2 separate regions of the Mus musculus genome follow, and region 2 is linked to region 1. The links are chromatin contacts, found by Hi-C or POLR2A ChIA-PET in ENCODE. All regions are on one chromosome and are shown on one strand. The core of a region is the stretch at or near the end of the contact, and the rest is flanking DNA. Distances in the headings are between cores, read along the strand shown.

Evidence for each region. A loop is a pair of places that touch in the nucleus more often than their neighbours do. ChIA-PET counts read pairs that join two places held with the same protein, here RNA polymerase II (POLR2A).
Region 2: a loop to region 1 is called in a map of left cerebral cortex, with 8 times the contacts of the local background. The contact joins the promoter of Tvp23b here to the promoter of Zfp286 in region 1. A Hi-C loop is called at or near these places in 1 of 37 maps with a recorded cell type or tissue (left cerebral cortex). POLR2A ChIA-PET finds 5 or more read pairs at or near these places in 3 of 5 experiments (all embryonic stem cell).

Annotation. Positions count from the first base shown.
Region 1 is chr11:62,787,264-62,791,113 of GRCm38, reverse strand. It overlaps Zfp286 (zinc finger protein 286), which reads left to right and starts at 1,646. Exons shown (of 6, transcript NM_138949.4): 1 at 1,646-1,738; 2 at 2,025-2,184; 3 at 3,070-3,155. The coding sequence starts at 2,130.
Region 2 is chr11:62,877,465-62,881,314 of GRCm38, reverse strand. It overlaps Tvp23b (trans-golgi network vesicle protein 23B), which reads right to left and starts at 1,860. Exons shown (of 7, transcript NM_026210.5): 1 at 1,720-1,860. The coding sequence starts at 1,731.

The DNA of each region.
Region 1 (3,850 bases), core at 397-2,896:
TGGGGAGAAAAGGGTTTGTTTGTTTATTTTGGCTTATATTTCCATATCACTGTTGATCATCAAAGGAAATCAAGACTGGAACTCCAAAAAGGCAGGAACCTAGAGGCAGGAGCTTATGCAGAGGCCATGGAGGGGTGATGTCTATTGGCTTGCTCAGCCTGTTTCCTTGTAGAACCCAGAACCACCAGCCCAGGGATGGGACCATCCACAATGGGCTAGGCCTTCCCTCATCAATTACTAATTAAGAAAAGGCCAAATTTAATATTCTCTGGAGGGAGTGGCCAAAAGGCATGCAAATTTGGAAACTTTCCTGTAATCACTTGAGTAGCACCCCAGGAGATTCCTCCAGTCCCCAGATAACTACAGTGGTCTTAGACAAGTTAGTGGGTTTTCAAACTGAACCCCAAATCCCAGACATAAATAGCTGTGAAAAGGGCCTAAGTCTTGAGAGCTGGTGAATTTATCAGGGTCCCACTCAGCACATTTGCATGGGAAGGCTTCTTCAAAAATTTGAAGCTTCTCCACTTCCACCTGTACCAGCAGCCAAGGACAAACAGCCTTCTTTGCCCTAATACTTTCCTTGTTCATGTTACACTGAAGTAAACAGAGTTGTAAGGAGTTGTTGACAATCATCCCAAGTGAGACCAAAGGAACAGCAGACAGATTCTAGAGGAAAAGTCAGAGTTTGAAGTTTTTCAGAGAAAAGGAATTGGAGGTTTTGCAGCTGTACAGATCTGAAGTGGGAAAAGAAGACATAGATTACCAAGGACCATTGCCTCCCTCTGAGTCTCTTTCTCCCAATGGATCTAATGAGTCTGGAGCACAATGGGACCTCCAGTAGGAACCCAGTGGGGATGAAGGAAGTAGAGGAAATGGGATGTCTTCATATGGAGAGATTATGATGGTCACAGAGGGAGAAGCGGTGGACGAGACAGGGAGTGTAGGATCAATGACAGCCGTGGAAGAGGGTCCAGAGCAGAGTAGAAACTGAGAAATGAACAGGATCTGGTGATTAGATGGTGAGAATCAAAAGTTGAGTGTATTCTGGTTTTGGCATATGCAAATGGTGCACTAGAGTAAATGCACGCACTGAGATGGGGCTGTTTGGCAAAAGTGACTTTAAAGTAGGTTTAACTTAACCACAGGCCCTTGAGAGTCCAACTTTTTCGACAAATGAACTTTTTTTTTCCTTGCAAAGAACTTACTGCTCAAGTGTGTGGAAACTGGCTCAATATTGTCAGCTCTGCTCATATACGTTTTTACGATTGCAAAATAGATGAAATACAAGTCCATTGGGATAGATGAGAGTACTACATGGATCCTGCTCTAAAACTACAGCTTTCATATAGTTTGAAGTCAAAGGATGGTTTTAGGGAAGGCCAAACCATGGCTAAAAGCCATATACACATGCCAACAGTAAAGAAATTTGGGCTGAAGCTACATAGATGTAATTGTGCAAACAAAGGTGCAGAGAGAGAGAGACTTTGTCTCCCACGTCCCAACCTTCCGTTACTGCGGGATTCCACGCACGATGCACCTTTTTCTCTCGCGAGAGGGAGAGATCCCGCTGTGCCGCTGAGCCACTCGTGGTCCCAACCTGCCAAGAAACAGGGGGTCGGGCAGCGCGCAGGTGCTTCTGGGAGTTGTAGTTCCTGGATTTGCCCAGCAAAATGTCACGCATGCGCGACTCAGAGCTAAGCGGAGAAGTTCGTAGCCTTTGTCAGGCCTGGGATGGGAGGTGAGTTTCTTGGTAGGATGCTGCGGTCCTCGCTTTACCTCGGCGGTGGTCCAGTAGTTGCTCTCTGCCAGGGAGGACTGGAGTTTGTAGTTCTTGAGCTTCGTCCCCTTCCCTCCCCGCCCCACGGGCCATCTAGGACCCCGGTGCATACTGGAGAGCTGGACGGAGCTGGAGGGGTTGTCTGTGCCCTCTACCTCTCAGGCACTCAGTCCCCTAGGGGACAGCTCCAGGAGCCAGAAACAGACAGGTGAGGACTCAGATTCAGGATGCTTTCCCTGGTTTCCAGGTCCCACGTGATCTGAGCGACACTCTCTACAGAGCCCAAGAGGGAAGAAGTCCTTCGAGGCTCCGTGGACTGCTGACTGCGCGAGAAGAGCAGGACCTTAGGGGCATGGAAGAGGTGGTGATCATGGAGACGGGTTTGGCCGAAGTGCCTCAGAAAAGAGGTAGAATTGCCCAGGGGTTGGTGTGCATCATGGGAGAGTGGAAATCTTCCTTTTGAAGGGGAAACCCACCGTTGTCGTGGGTTAAGTGGTTCTTGGGAAAAGATGGCGACTTGTCAACGCTATCTTGAGGATAGGTGAGCTCTGAGACGTTGCAGGGCTTACTATGGGTCAGTCCCCATTCCACTTAAGTGTGCTGCACAATGGTCCCACCAGTGCGGACATTGTCACAATGTAGTCACAAGTTCTTCCAAATTATTGCCCCATCCTGGTTTCCATCGTGGATCCAAGAATTCAACTTTGTAGTTGACAAAAAAATATTTTTCCATACGTTATCCCACTTTATCCATAGTTAACGTGTGTGCTGTTTCAACACAGATCGCTCACGACCTGCTTCACAGGCACGGAAGGTAGGGGCTGGCTTCAGCACTAGGAGACCTGTGTATCTTAAACTCCCCTCGGTGACTTACTATGCCAAAATTCCCTCCAGGGGTCCTTTTCAGGTTGCTAGATGTCACCTCAAACTCAACCAATCAGAATTTGGAGGTGAGATCTAGCAATCTCCGCCTTAAGGAAGCTTTAAAGGGATTTTAAAAAAACAAAACAAAACAAAACAAAACACTGAGTCTACTTTAGGTAGATTATAGTGGAAATTTACTTATTCTAGTTTGTAGACCAGAGAGTTTGAGGGGATACGTCATGAGTAGAGCAACTAAATTCAAGCCTAGTGGAGCAACGTGCCTGAGCATATTTTACAGTACCGGAAAGTAGCAGTTTGTTTTGGATTCCTTGTTAACAGGGAGTGCATTTGGTGTGGTGGAGGGGTTTAGATTATACTGAGTAGAGAGCCAGGTCCAGACCCAGTCCCTACCGCTTTCTTCCCTTTAGCTCTGTCTTCCCCGGATTCTCTCCTTTCCCACGAGAAGAGTGCAGAAGGAGACGTGGCTGCTCTGAGACTCACTGTCAGATCCCAGGTGAGTCTCTATGGGTTACTGAGATCAATTCCACCTTGGGTCTCAGAGCACAGATGCACTCCCTTTTTGATGTGGCATTTCGTTGTCCACAGAGCCCATCTAGAGACCTGAGTTCTAATTCTAAGAAACTAGTGGACTCAGTAGAAAATATTTTCTGCTTACTCATAGTATCTCTCTTCTCCATCTAGTATTTCTTGTCTCTCTACAGGCAGGTAAGTCACATTTCTCTTCTTTCCCAACTCTGCTAATTTCTGTATTTGGTCATGTGGAAAGCTAACTTAAGGGTCATATAGTATATACTTCTTAAAACTTGCATTTCTCTAAGGGAAGCAGCACACATATGGCTGTAAATAGGAGCTTAAAAAACACCTTAAATGCTGGAGAAATGAGAATAATAATAATACCTACTCAGTTAAAACTTAGATATGGAATGGTCTGTGGTTTTACTAATTACAGGTCCATACTGCATTCTGCAGCCCCAGAATCCCTCAGTCAGCCTCTTCTCCATACAATGTTTGTAAAAATGACTTCCGGCCCTTTTTGGACTTTCTGAACTGCCCTGTGAGTCTTGCAGACTTAATTAACCCCAGGGGCTTACATACCATCTACAGAAACCATCTTACACTGGCTTGTGCAAGGAGGTGTCTTTACTGACCATACTAACTGTTGGGCTAGATAAAGGATTTAGGCAGTAA
Region 2 (3,850 bases), core at 611-3,110, 90 kb before region 1:
AAAGGCAAGAACAACGGATACAGAGCGGCAGGGAATGGAGAACTTCCAACTAGAATGGATGAGACCGAATTCCAAGTATGCACACGGGTTTTAAGGACAATGAATGGAGAGACATCCAAGATGTTATATGGAGAGTTTTTACTTTTTTAAGATTATAGAGTACACTTGTGGCCCCTTCTGCCTGTAATGCCAGCACTTGAAAGACTGAGTCAAGACAGTTATAATCAGTTGGAGAAGGGTGAAAAAAAAAGAAGAAATTAAAGCATGGCTTTGAGCTAACACCAACAAGATTTTGTGAGGGGCGGGGAAGGGGAGGGAACAATGGAAGGCTACCAACAGTGCAACTCATGAATGCTTCCCAGTGAACAAAGGTAAACCAGCTGTAACCCAACAGTGGAGTACACAGGATCCACAGAAGAACCTGTGGGTGATTAGCAAAGATGCAGGGAGGGGGTTGGTATGAAAATACCAGGGGGAGGGGCTGCTTCTAGGTAATAAGAAAGAAAATTATCAGACAAAAAACAACAACAACAAAAAAAAAAAACAACCAAAAAACACAAAAACCACAAGGGAACAGATGTTTAAGTCTGCAGAGAAATTTTAATGCACAGGTTGCCTGGGGGAAGGAAGGTAATGACTATAAAAAATGTCAAATGCCCAACAGGTGGAAGGACTTATGGTCACAGACCTAGGAGTAGGAAGAAGCGGATCTAAATGCACCTTCAGAGCTGAGCTGAAACCATCAATGAATTTTTTCTACTCCACATTTCCACAAAGTAGACTTTTCTTATCACAGATTCTAGTTGGCCCATCCTGAGACACTTGGTATGTCACTATGTCTTTATTATTATGATCTGAAAATATGTTGTTCCCCAACCTAACCTCTCCCCATCCCAACCCCCACCCCCAGCCATCCTGCCCTTTGCAGATCCCATCTCCTTGAACATCCCAACCTGACAATGAAACCCGTGTGACACAATCTACATGGGAGTTCACAGTAAAAAAAAAATTTTTTTTGTTTTTTTGTTTTGTTTTTTTGGTTTTTCGAGACAGGGTTCTCTGTATAGCCTGTATATCTCTGTATAGCCCTGGCTGTCCTGGAACTCACTCTGTAGATCAGGCTGGTCTCGAACTCAGAAATCCACCTGCCTCTGCCTCCCGAGTGCTGGGATTAAAGGCGTGCGCCACCACGCCCAGCTTCACAGTAAAATTTTAAAGGAAGAAAATATATTACATGTACTAATCTCTGGCCGAAGGACAATTGGCTACATCGACCTCTACGGGTACAAAGGCGATAACCATCGTGATTATCTGTGTACAGCGTAGTAACACTGGAACCCAAGGCTCTGGCAATCTCTCCCTACAGGATCGCCCTGAACTTGTGTATCAGGGCCCTACAGGCCATTCCCCTCATCCGGGCAGGCTATGGGAAGACGGGTTACCCCCGACCTCACACCCAGAGATCCTGCAGCGAGTGTGCTCCACACCCGCTGACAGGAGGCCTCTGTGCCTCCGGGGTCGCCGGTGCACCCTATCCCTCACAGTCCACAAACCCTCTAGCGACAATTTGCCCGGGGCTGGCCCTCCTACCCACCCACCTGCAGTTCCTACAGCTCAGGCAGTGGGCGGGCACACGGACCCAACAGCCTCGGGCGACTGGGCAAGACCCCCAGCCCCAACTCAAGCACCGGCTACCGGCGCTCGGCCGCCATCCCTCACCTGCGACAACATGACGACCCTGCGCCAACCCGCCCCCCACTTCCGAGAGCCACGACAGCAAAGCTGCCACGCGATCCAGCTCTACAGCCGACGTCACAAGCGCACCAGGAAGCCACTTGGTGGGAGGGCGCAACTCCAGAGACCGGAAGGCGATAGGCGGGTCCATACCTTGGGGCGGGGCTCCATAGTGGGCGGGGCGGAAAGAGCTGGTCCACGCGACGGACGCGGGCGGTAGGAGGCGGGGTGTGTGGGCGGGGCCTTGACGCAGAGACTCTGTAGGGGCTGAGGTGGAGGTGGGCGGGGCAAGCGTGAGCAGGGGCAAGGGCTGCACTTCTAAGGAAAAGCAAAACGCTTGGGAATAAACTGGCTAACTTAATGGGTTCTAAAGCGAAGTTTCTTGGGTTATGAATGGAAAATGTTTTTTGCTACCAAAGAAGTACAAACTGTGAGTCATTACCACCAGCAGGGACGCCCTGAGAGAGGCGGAGCTTTATAATTTAACCTTGTAAATGTATTGTATTTTAGTATAGTCTTTCTTAAGCGATTTAAATGTTAAAGAAAATTGAGAAATAAATGTGTCCTTGGAAAGAAATTAAAAAAAAAAAAACCGAGTAAGAAAGAGACAAGAAGACTAGCGTAAGCAGTGAGGGTACTGCTGTAAGGGGCATAACCTCAGAACAAGAAGAGAGGCCAGTATCGCGCCTCTGCCCTCCATGTACCAATTATATAACCAATCTCTATGTACATCCTTCCTCGGCTGTAAAGTGGGAAGGACGGTGATGGCTTTACAGAGCATTTAGTAAAGTGGCACAAATTTGCTTTTATTACTGTTTTAAGTCACCTGCTGATGGCATGATCATGCCTAGACCTAAAATTCAGAGATTTTTTTTTTTTTTTTTTTTGGTTTTTCGAGACAAATTCAGAGAGTTTAAAGCCATCTTTGCAACTGTAATGATAGAGATATTCTGTTTGCTCAACTATGTCAGACTGTTGGAGGCTCATGCAATGTCCCTCTCACCTTTTCTTAACTGAAGGGACTCTTCACAGAACCCGGGGTTTTATCTGGTTCTTTGCCAGGACTATGTCAAACCCAGTGTTACAATAATGAAGAAACATGGACCTAGTTCCCAAAAAAGAGAAAGCAGGCAAGGTAATTGCGCATCTTCGTGTGAAGCTGGACAAATGACCTATGTCCTAACCTGCTTGGACAAAGATTTTGGTGGCCCACCCTGTGTTGTGAGGTTGTGTGGAAAAAAAATTTTTTTGGTTCTCACTTTTTATATGAATGCAATTTGAATTCACTACCATATTTTAAGATATAGAGCATTTGACAAGAAAGTGAATTTCCCACTTGTTAGGATTTTTGTCTTCCTTTTTGGAGGACTGGTGTGTGTGTGTTGGGGGGGGGGTTCTTTGCTTGCTTTTGAAACAGGGTGTTGCCTCCTAGTACCAACTGACTAGATGCTCTGTCCTCCTGCCTTGCCCCTATCTCCCCTCACCCTCAAGAACTGGAACTTAATGACGGGGAAAGTCTGCCTGGGGTGTTGAGCCTCTATGTAGGGACTGTACTCTTTGTCCAGATCCTGAGCCCTTCTGTGAGCATATCCACCAGTGAGCCTGTAAACTACTCTTTACAAAATTACCTACCTTGCCCCTGACAGCACCCCCTGAGTATTTAAATAGGAGTCTCAATATACTTGAGAGTAAAGCCTCCTTTGTAGAAAATGAAGCGTATTTTCTTCATTTTTTTTCCTTTTCTTCTGATGGAGTGTGTTCTGACCCGTTAGATCACATGCAGTGTTCTAAATACAAGTCTGCCTTTTGATCTCCCCATATCCTTTACCAAAACTGAGTTTTAGTCTTTGCAAAAATACCAGGAGATTTTTATATAGTATCCTGATGGCTACTGTTCAAAAGTTTCTGGAAGCAACGATAGCCCTAAGTTGGTAGTGATGAATGGAGTCTAACTGCTCAGTGACCTTGCCTACACCTCACTAAGTGGAATGCTGGCACTCTCTCCCTGTCTCCTGGTGTCTTAATATAACCCTACTCATTCTTTGAGCCATAGAAAGCTTCATATGAATTGCCAAAGCAATGTCAAAAAAGAAAGGTCTGGACAACCAACACTCAC